2 separate regions of the Homo sapiens genome follow, and region 2 is linked to region 1. A link is an interaction called in ENCODE POLR2A ChIA-PET data of the cell type or tissue named here. Cell type or tissue: PC-3. All regions are shown on one strand. Links, peaks and the distances in the headings refer to the core of each region. The heading gives the core; the rest is flanking DNA.

Region 1 (5,169 bases), core at 619-4,618:
CCAACTTTTTAAAAAGTTAACTCAGTGTGAAGTATGACACATAAAAGTGTTCAATTAATAACGATCTAATCACCACCCAGCCAAACAAAAATTTTTTTTTTTTTTTTTTGAGATGGAGTCTCGCTGTGTCGCCCAGGTTGGAGTGTAGTGGCTCGATCTCGGCTCACTGCAAGCTCCGCCTCCCAGGTTCACGCCATTCTCCTGCCTCAGGCTCCCGAGTAGCTGGGACTACAGGCGCCCGCCACCATGCCCGGCTAATATTTTGTATTTTTAGTAGAGACGGGGTTTCGCCGTGTTAGCCAGGATGGTCTCGATCTCCTGACCTCATGATCTGCCCGCCTCGGCCTCCCAAAGTGCTGGGATTACAGGCATGAGCCACCATGCCCAGCCACAAAAAGTATTTTAAGTATCGTAGAAGATTCATGTGTATTTCCCCTAATTACCAACACCTTCCATCTCCCCAAAGTTATGAACTGTTCTGGTGTTGCACTCCTTTGTTCAGCTGTAACATTTTTGAATTTTATATAAATGGGATCATAAATAATCTTTTGGGCCAGGTTTCTTTGGAATAAATATCATGTCTGTGAAACTCATGAGTTCTTCATGTAGTCAATTGCTTTCATTGCTGTAGAAGTATTTTAATACCTCATAATTTGTTTTCCTTCTGCTGCTGATGAGTATTTGGATTATCTCGTTTGGGCTGTTAGGAATTATGTTTCTAGGAACATCCTTGACAACATCTCTTGGTGCACATGTGTACACATTTGGAGTGCTACAGACAGATCGCAGAGTGTGCAGTTTGAGTCAATGCTGTCAAATTGTTTTCCGAAGATGGTTTTTCAATGTACTTACATGGCAGTACCTGAGAATTCCTGTTGCTTCATTGGCACTGGGTTGGTATTCTCAGTCTGTTACATTTTACACATTCTAGTGGGTGTCTAGTGGTATCTCATGGTGCTTTTAATTTGCATTTCCCTGGTAACTAATAAAGAGTGAGCACTTTTCCAGTTATTGGCCATTTGGATATTCTCTTTTGTGAAATACCCATTCAAATCTCTTGTCCATTTCTCTAATTGGGCTTTCTGTGTTTTTCTTAATGAGTTTTAAGAGTTCTTTAAGTTTATGGTACTGGTTCTCAGACTTTAGCCTGCATCAGAATCACACTTAGGGCGCTCGCTTCAGTAGCACATATACTAAAATTGTAATGATACAGAGATTAGCATGGCCCCTTAAAAAAAGTCACCCTATGGCTTGTTAAAACACACATTCCTGGCCCCCACCACCAGAGTTTCTGATTCAGTAGATCTGCGGTGAGGCACAAAAAGGTGCATTTCTAACGAGTTCCCAGGTGATGCGGTATGCTGCTGGTCCAGGGACCACACTTTGAGAATCATTATTTAATAGTGATTTCAGCGTAACAGCGGTAGATGTTTCTTGTTAGTTTTGGACAAAGTCACCTTAAAAACCAAAACCAAAAGCAAAAACCTCAACCATTTAATACTGCTCAAGCCTGAGGCATAAGCTAATACTCTTTCTTCCTAGAATGGTGCAAATGGACTTGCTTAAATAGCAACTGCTTCAAACTGTCTGAAACCCACTGAAATCTACCCGTTAGAATACTTGGTACACCTAATTTGCCAAGAGAACCGGTTGATGATAGAAGGTATCCTTTGATACTGTATTTTTCGATCTCAGGAAAACTCACTGGCATTCATCAGCAAGAACATGAGTCAGGAATCCCTTGAAGCACAGAAATACAGATCTCTGAATGGAGATGAAAACTATCATTTATTTCAATTGAATTTAGTTTCATTAAAAAATTCTATGATAACATTAAAACAGAAACAGGACGTTTATATGACTGTCTTTAACCTCAAAAGTCCAAATAAACATATAGACATTTTGAATATAGCTATCGTTTTAACAAACCTCATTATGATCACTGATGCAATTTCAGTCACCTAAAATACGAACCATGACTATTAATAAACATTTACTGTGTGTGGTTTGTTGGACTGAACATTAACCATACGTGTATTTCTAAGTACTAGGAGTTGAACAGCTACTACGGTCAATGTATTTTGGCAGTTAGCTGTGTGTGGTGTGTGCTTTTTAAGGCTTCACTCAATAAAACATCTGTTGCTCTCTGCTGATGAGCAAAAAACTTGCTATACGAAGGACAAATATATGTATACAAACAAATGCACACGTGTGCATGTCTATATACATATATGCAATTTCAGGGAGGTGACACCTTATTCTGAGAGGTCATGAGACTCCACTTCAAACCATAATAGTAAAACCTTTAGTAAACTGAACTCAACATATTACAGCCACCATCATCAGGAAAAATTAAAGACTCATAGTTCAAATAAAGTACAAAAGGTCCCAGGAAGTATTGTGGTTTGTTGATTCATTCAACAGAAAGCCCAAATGACAATGCTATTAGTGGTCAGGAGTAAACTAACCTGGACAGGCTCATGAAAATGAACCCCTGGATGCATCCTGAGAACGTACTGCATAATTATAGTCAATGCTTGCAATAATTTTCAGTTTGTCTCATCACGTTAGCAGAGCCTATTCATGCAATTTAGAAAGGATTTCAATACAGCCCAAACCAAAAGGCTTACAGTCAACAGAGGGTTAGCCTTCCATAAATGAGAAATCCAAAAAAGAATAATGCCACGTATTTCAGGAATGTCGGTTAGAGGTTTGGCCTTCTTGGGAAGTGTCACAATGCTGAGTCTAAAACTGCAACAGTTACCGTGTCCAAGTCATGCAACTCTAAAGGAGGATGGACGGTCACATTTGTGTCCTTCAGTATCAAAGCACCTTTAAGGGCTTCCATTTTGAGAAAGTAGTATTTTCTCTTCCTTCTCTTTTAGAACATATGATAAAATATTGCCCTTCTATCCTTTAACCATGTATCCATTTTTTTTTTTGATGGGGAGTAAGGGGTACACACTCCCTACTACAATGTCACAAACTTTTTCTTTTTGTTGTTCCTATTGGTTGTAACTGTACTATTTTCTAACAAGAAGCCTTCAGGGGAAATAATGGATCCTAGTTATGTCAAAGAAAACAATGAGACAAAATGGCAACTTCACAGTCTTCAAGTAAATAGAATCCCTGATATAAATGGAAATTAACATGTAATTTTGGGGGCAATAAAAACAACAACAAAAACCTGTGACAACTTTGTCCTACTCCTTTAAAAATGAGCTTTGACTCTGTAGTCTCTTAAGGCACAAAACCTGATAGACGGCATTTAACTGGTGGCCTGCACCTCTGATTTGGATTTTAAAAAACAACTATTGACATTTAAATAAAAATAAACCATTTTGTTAGAGCTGGAGATCCTTGGATAAGTTGGGAGAAATATTCAAATGAACTAGCATCTTGTATGTATAAATATTTGTTGCCAAAGTAAAAAAAAGTACAATGTGGTTTACATAGTCCAAAAACTAGTGGAAAATGCCTTCGGAACGGACTTGACATTTTGGTTGGATTCACAGTGCTGTCTCGAAAATAGTTAAGGTCGAGGGCTGTCCATTGGAAGTGTTTGTAACCATGTGGTCAGTGTGACCAATATGTGGATAATTTCTTTTGAAGTATACCTAGAAAAAAAAAAGGTAAGCATAAAAAGAATGTTTCAAAATTTTAAAGTCTCCTCCCTGAAACAATGCACTTCTGTGTCTACTTCTTCATGTGAAGCAAATCATATCCCTCACTGAGGCACAATTTAAGAACAGGGATGAATCTACTGTACAGAGAAATTAGCCCCACTAAAACCCTCAGCAGGGCTGGGCTGAATGCCAAACAACCTGTAGATCCATTTTAGTTCCGATCACTCTGATTCATAGATATGTTTTATCTCTGTATTAAATTGATAAGCGGAATCATTTTACTGACTCAAAACCTGGAGATAAATTAAAAACAGGGTGACAAAGAGGCTGGGAAATCTAGCGTCTGCATGAGGGTTTCTCATTTTCACACGTAAAATGAGCACAATAGATTTGGATGTTAATATCAAGTTGTAATCCCTATATTTTATAAACTCTGATTGACAAGCATTGAAATGCTGGCATATACGTATGAAACATCCCGGCGTTTAATTTGTGCGGCAAAGCAGTTATAGGGCCTATAGAAATGTGGTCTGTGGATAGTGGCCCACAATAATGAAAAGAGAAGCAAAAGCTTTAACAATGACTCAACCAAGCAACTTCTCTAAAATGTAAGATGATACCAAATAATAGGACAGTTCTTTGCCAAGCCTTTGAGTTCCTGAATTCTACCAATTTCTAGCTGAACTAGAAGAGATACAGGTTTTCTGATAAACGTATAATCAGAACATAAAGGAAATGAAATGCTGTCAAGTTTCTCTGTTCCACAATCATCAGTTTTTAGTAGCTGTATCGTATCTTGGTTCCTTGACAGATGCGCATAACAAAATGAAATAATGTCAAGACTTGTGAGCTCTTATCTCAAAACGTGTTTGGGTGAAAAAGGACTTCAAATGTAATTTTTTTTCCCCAAAGAAGAATGTGAAAAGTTTTGTTTGAATCTTTAAAACAGAAAATGTAGCAACTATCTGAGGCTGACACGTGTCACCTGGGTCTCTTAGTCATACGATTCTGGATCTATTTTATAAAACCTTGCTCTGAATATATTGGTGGGTGCTGTCAACAAAGTTATCACTGGAGATAATGGGATTCACGTACAAAAAAGAAAGTGCTGAGACACCTGCCTACATATTAAGTGTACTTTCTTTTTCTCTCACTTCTTGCACACTTGTTACTCCAGAAATATCATTACATATAACACACAATGTACTAAAATGTCACTTAAGGAGAAAATAAATTGTCCAATAATGCTGGAATGCCACCAGAAGAAATCTGAGGCTATTTCCATTATAATGCAAGTGTTCAAAAGTAAGACTTTTCAGGGGATAATTTCATATCATCTCCCTCTCCCACTTTTTTAAGCTAGCCATATTTTGTGTGGTTATAGATTTATGTACTCCAAAAAGGCTATTCTGTAGTGAAACTAAAAACAGCCAAAAGAACAAATAGACATTCACATCACTTTCTACTGCTTGATAGCCTTCCCCAAATAGGCTGCTTCCTTCTGTGTAACCCTCTTGATGTATTTTTTTAAATATATATAAAG
Region 2 (4,584 bases), core at 585-4,584, 140 kb after region 1:
TATAATGATATAAGATTTAGCTAAAGCAACCTATTAGAATAGACAATAGCCACATATTTCCAGTGGCTGATTTTCTGAATGCTCAATCCTGGTTTAACTTTCAAAATCCAGTACAGAGCAAATTAAGAGTCTTCAGTCAACCTCTCTTCTAGTAGATTTTTAAAATAATTATTCTAATTAATTCACAGAGTAAATTCGACTGAGACTCCTGATCTGTTAAGACATTACTGAATGACTCCTGGAAGCCCTAGTTACTCACACAGGCTCATTGTAAGCACCTCAGCCTCTCATACAATACACCAAATGATTAAACTTTACCTGAATAAATTCCTAAGTACCAGTTAAGATCTAGCTTCTCGGTTACATTTCCTCCTCCATTTACAGTGACATTTAGCATACTTTGTTTGTTTGCCCTATGGAACATGGGGAGAAAAAAATATTAAGCTATATATGAAATTTAGATAAATACATTTTTTTAAAAATGAACCACAATTTGGGAGAAACGCTTCATGCTGGAAAATGATTCTCAGCTCACTTAGTCTTGTGTATATCTACCTTATAAAAATTCAATTTAAATCACAACTTTCAGTTCCCGAAACTGTCTGTGAACATGATGCCGCGGATCAGACATGGGTGGAGACCACCGCAGTTTACACTCCACCAGCAAGCACTCTAATTTTTCTTCGGGTAAACGAAGTGAGGATTAGAAGAGAAGGATCAACAAACACCTCCCTCTAACTCTATGGAAAAGCGAGTCTTCTTACTGATTTTGGAGTATTTCATACATCAGACCAGAAATAACTTACCAGTATGAAAGCCACCAATCTTGAAGCACATAGGCAACCTAGGAGGGGAGAAACAACAAAGACAAAAATCAAACTTGGGCATGACTTACCAACTCAAAACTCTCAATCGCTAACATGGACAACCGAAAGAAAGCCCTCAAAGCCGGGCGTGGTGGCTCATGCTTGTAAACCCCAGCACTTTGGGAGGCTGAGGCAGGCGGATCAACTTAAGGCCAGGAGTTCGAGACCAGCCTGGCCAACATAGTGAAACCCTATCTCTACTAAAAATACAAAAATTAGCCTAGCTGGGCATGGTGGCACATGTGCCTGTAGTCCCAGCTACTCCGGAGGCTGAGACAGGAGAATTGCTTAAACCCCAGAGGCAGAGGTTGAAGTGAGCCAAGATCGCGCCACTGCACTCCAACCTGGGCAACAGAGCAAAACTCCATCTCAAAAAAAAAAAAAAAAAGAAAGAAAGAAAGAAAGAAAGAATAAAAGGCTCAGAGAACTCGCATAGTTCTTCCAGCTCAGGTCTGTGCCAAGCCCAAACTCCCAGATATCAAGGGTTCAAGAAAATGCATATTCCATTTTAAAATCATTGAAAGATACCCTTTTTTCGCAGGTCTTTGTAACGGACATGGAACACCAGTAGGCAGCCCTCACTTTGTTCCCCAAAGACAGCACATTTCAATTCAGACCCCAAGTGAACTGCAAGATGCAGTCATAATAGCATAAACATAGGTACTGTAAATATCATTTTGAGGGCGCAAAACAAATGTCATTATTTACCTGAGCTGCAGTGTTTAGGAGAATAAGGAAAATGAAGACAATCCAGTGAGCACCAGCTCTGAAGTAATTCTTATAGGCCTGAAAACCAACTTTTCCTTCAGAACGGTTCTCCTCTGATAGTGTAACTGGGACATTCTCTGTCTGCAGAGGAAAAAAGGTGGTAAGAGACAAAACAGTATACAAAACTGTTCCCAAAGATGACAATGCACTCTGTTGACAAAGCTGTGGGGAAACAGGCAGAAGTCCAAAATGATCCATCTCCTGTGGAGAAGGGTGTGGAAATAGCTAGCCAAACTATACATCCACTTATTTTTTATTTATTTAATTTTTTTTTGACTCAGAATTTTGCTCATGTTTCCCAGGCTGGAGTGTAGTGGCGCGATCTTGGCTCACTGCAACCTCTGCCTCCTAGGTTCAAGCAATTATCCTGCCTCAGCCTCCTGAGTAGCAGGGATTACAGATGCCTGCTACCACGCCTGGCTAATTTTTTGTATTTTTTAGTGAAGACAGGTTTTCACCATGTTGGCCAGGCTGATCTGGAACTCCTGACCTCAGGTGATCCTCTCACCTCGGACTTCCAAAGCGCTGGGATTGCAGGCATGAGCCACCACACCCAGCTATATGCACTAATCCTTGGACCCAGCCATCCCACTTTCAAGGTTCTACTAGAGATAAGGAAATATCATTTGGACATTGTGGCGTGGCTTGCTGGAAGGATGCCATCAGGATGTTCAGCACTTACCTAGCACACCCAAATTCAAGTGTCAATACAGAAACTTGTTCCAAAATCATATACAAAAAGATATGGAACTCTCAACTGCATCACTCAAGATGGAAACATAAAAGAGCAGGGGGTCAAAACATGAGCTCAACACAGTAACTGGGGTCAAGCAGTGAGTCTCAGTAACCAGAGTTTGGAAAGGAAGGGATAGCATATGATCCTAATCTATTTGGTTCCTGAGTTTCAGAAATTGACTCCTGATAATTTGGCATGTGAGGGCCTAATCTGAATATCTGCAAGAATCCTTCAGTCTCCTGGATTTGGATAGTCAGGGTTTGTGTGGCAAGGAATATCTATGCTTTTAAGTGAGCTCTGGTACATTTCTGCCCGGAGGACTTAGAAGGCATGAGATTCACATACTCTGAAGATGTATTGAGCAGCTCTATGCTGGCCACTGGGAACACCAAGGTGAGTAAGATGCAGCTCCTATTCTTGAAAGGTAAAGAAGGAAGTTGGGCTGCTGTGTGTCAGGAACTGTTGGGTCTTTGCACATGCTACTTCTGGCCTAACTAACATAAACCATCTGACAACAGGGCAAAATACCTCCATCAGCCACCTGCAGCATCAGAACATTCCAACATACAGGAAAAGTGGCTAATTTCATGTGGCCCACAGCAGGACTTTCTCTAAGGGGGTCTTCAAATTATGCCTCCAGATGCAAAGAGAAGTCGGGGGCCACCAGACTAAGTAGGATTTCACTACAGTAAATTCAAGAATTGTAGTATTAGTGTGAGTCACACACAGCTTAGGACTTGCACCAGCATACACACCCGCTACTCACCTCCTTGACATTCCCCAGCCTACATACAAAGGATAACTCCAACCAGGGTGGTTTGCCTTGGTTCCGTTTTAATCTACCAATATCATGGAATAGAGCCCTGAAACCACAGAATCCACTTTGGGACAAAAGATGAAGCTTTGAACAGAGTAGACCAAAGATCCATAAGGCCATTAACAGTGAACAAAACCAGGCCATGTTGTAACAGGAGGTGAACTCACATCTTGGCTCTCCAGAGCACCATCTTTCAAGGAGGGTCTAGAAGATTGTTGAGACCAAACCGAAGACTCTGAGAAGGTACGATTCCTTAGTGTGGGAGTTCCTGGAACTGGAGGTTGTTCACTTTCCTCATTATCCTTCTTTAAAAGGGAGCCAAAATCTATACCAGATTTTAGGAACTCAGTGTAAGTCCCCTTCTGCACCATTTTACCCTAAAATAAAAATAAAGAATTTCAGAGAGATACATGTGCAGGTGATAATGTTAACCTAATCTAATTCTAATCCAGAAAAAGTAACTGATCTTAAGTTATGATTATACTTAGGTCCGGAATCCTAGTTGACAAATCTAATACAATTCAACTTGATACACAACTGAGTGTTCTGTTCTCAGCCAGACTCTGTGTTAGGTCCTGAAGAATATTTTTAAAATGGTAATAGTGTGTTACAAATGGCGATTATTATCACACAGATGTTGGTGACCGTATTGGTAGTCTTATTACAGAACATGAAAACTGTGATAAACCTTATGCAATAAGAATTGAAGGAATGAGTAAATTGAGGAGGATATTCCAGGAAAGAAACCTAACACTGATAGGGAGGTAGGAACAGGCATATCTGCACAGGTAGGAAGCACTCCACAAGCCTCCACTGGCCATGGGCCCTGCTGGAAAAAGGCGTGTGGGAACCAGACTTGGACATAGACCCCATGAACTGCACCTTCACGGTCTTTACTCTAAAATTGCCCCACAGGCCAGGTGCAGTGGCTCACACCTGAAATCCCAGCACTTTGGAAGACCAAGGCAGGTGGATCACCTGAGGTCAGGAGTTCGAGACTAGCCTGGCCAACATGATGAAACCCCACCTCTACTAAAAATACAAAAAAATTAGCCGGGCATCTGTAATCCTAGCTACTCGGGAGGCTGAGGCAGGAGAATCACTTGAACCCAGAAGGCGGAGGTTGCAGTGAGCAGAGATCAAGCCACTGCACTCCAGCCTGGATGACAAGAGCGAAACTCCATCTCATAAATAAATAAATAAATAAATAAATAAATAAATAAATAAATAATTGCCCCAAAGACTCAGGGAGTTCCTAACTGAAAATTCGACATTCCATGGGACACAACCTTGCACAGTTTTCTCTCCTTACAAAGTCATAGAAAATAATGTACAAATATCTTTACTATTTGTGTACCCCATGAAATGAGACCCAACTGATTTCCTCAAACAGCAGC

Evidence for each region. Peaks named below come from ENCODE experiments on the same cell type or tissue, not always from the same donor. Only the 100,000 strongest peaks of a DNase experiment are listed, where the experiment ranks them.
Region 2: POLR2A ChIA-PET joins it to region 1 with 6 read pairs; 6 of 35 experiments call an interaction of 5 or more read pairs at or near these places.

The regions. Positions count from the first base shown.
Region 1 is chr13:95,018,066-95,023,234 of GRCh38, forward strand. ABCC4 (ATP binding cassette subfamily C member 4 (PEL blood group)) reads right to left here. Exons shown (of 31, transcript NM_005845.5): 31 at 1,770-3,617. The coding sequence ends at 3,510. It also overlaps the pseudogene RNU6-62P. Among named protein-coding and RNA genes, the nearest start is that of LINC00557, 61 kb to the left of the region's middle. In PC-3, for the core only: no CTCF peak of the experiment used is centred there; a DNase peak (open chromatin) is centred at 2,446; H3K4me3 peaks cover 829 bases; H3K27ac peaks cover 3,457 bases.
Region 2 is chr13:95,162,804-95,167,387 of GRCh38, forward strand. ABCC4 (ATP binding cassette subfamily C member 4 (PEL blood group)) reads right to left here. Exons shown (of 31, transcript NM_005845.5): 15 at 3,355-3,564; 16 at 1,575-1,715; 17 at 807-844; 18 at 319-413. Among named protein-coding and RNA genes, the nearest start is that of SNORD13G, 45 kb to the right of the region's middle. In PC-3, for the core only: no CTCF peak of the experiment used is centred there; no DNase peak of the experiment used is centred there.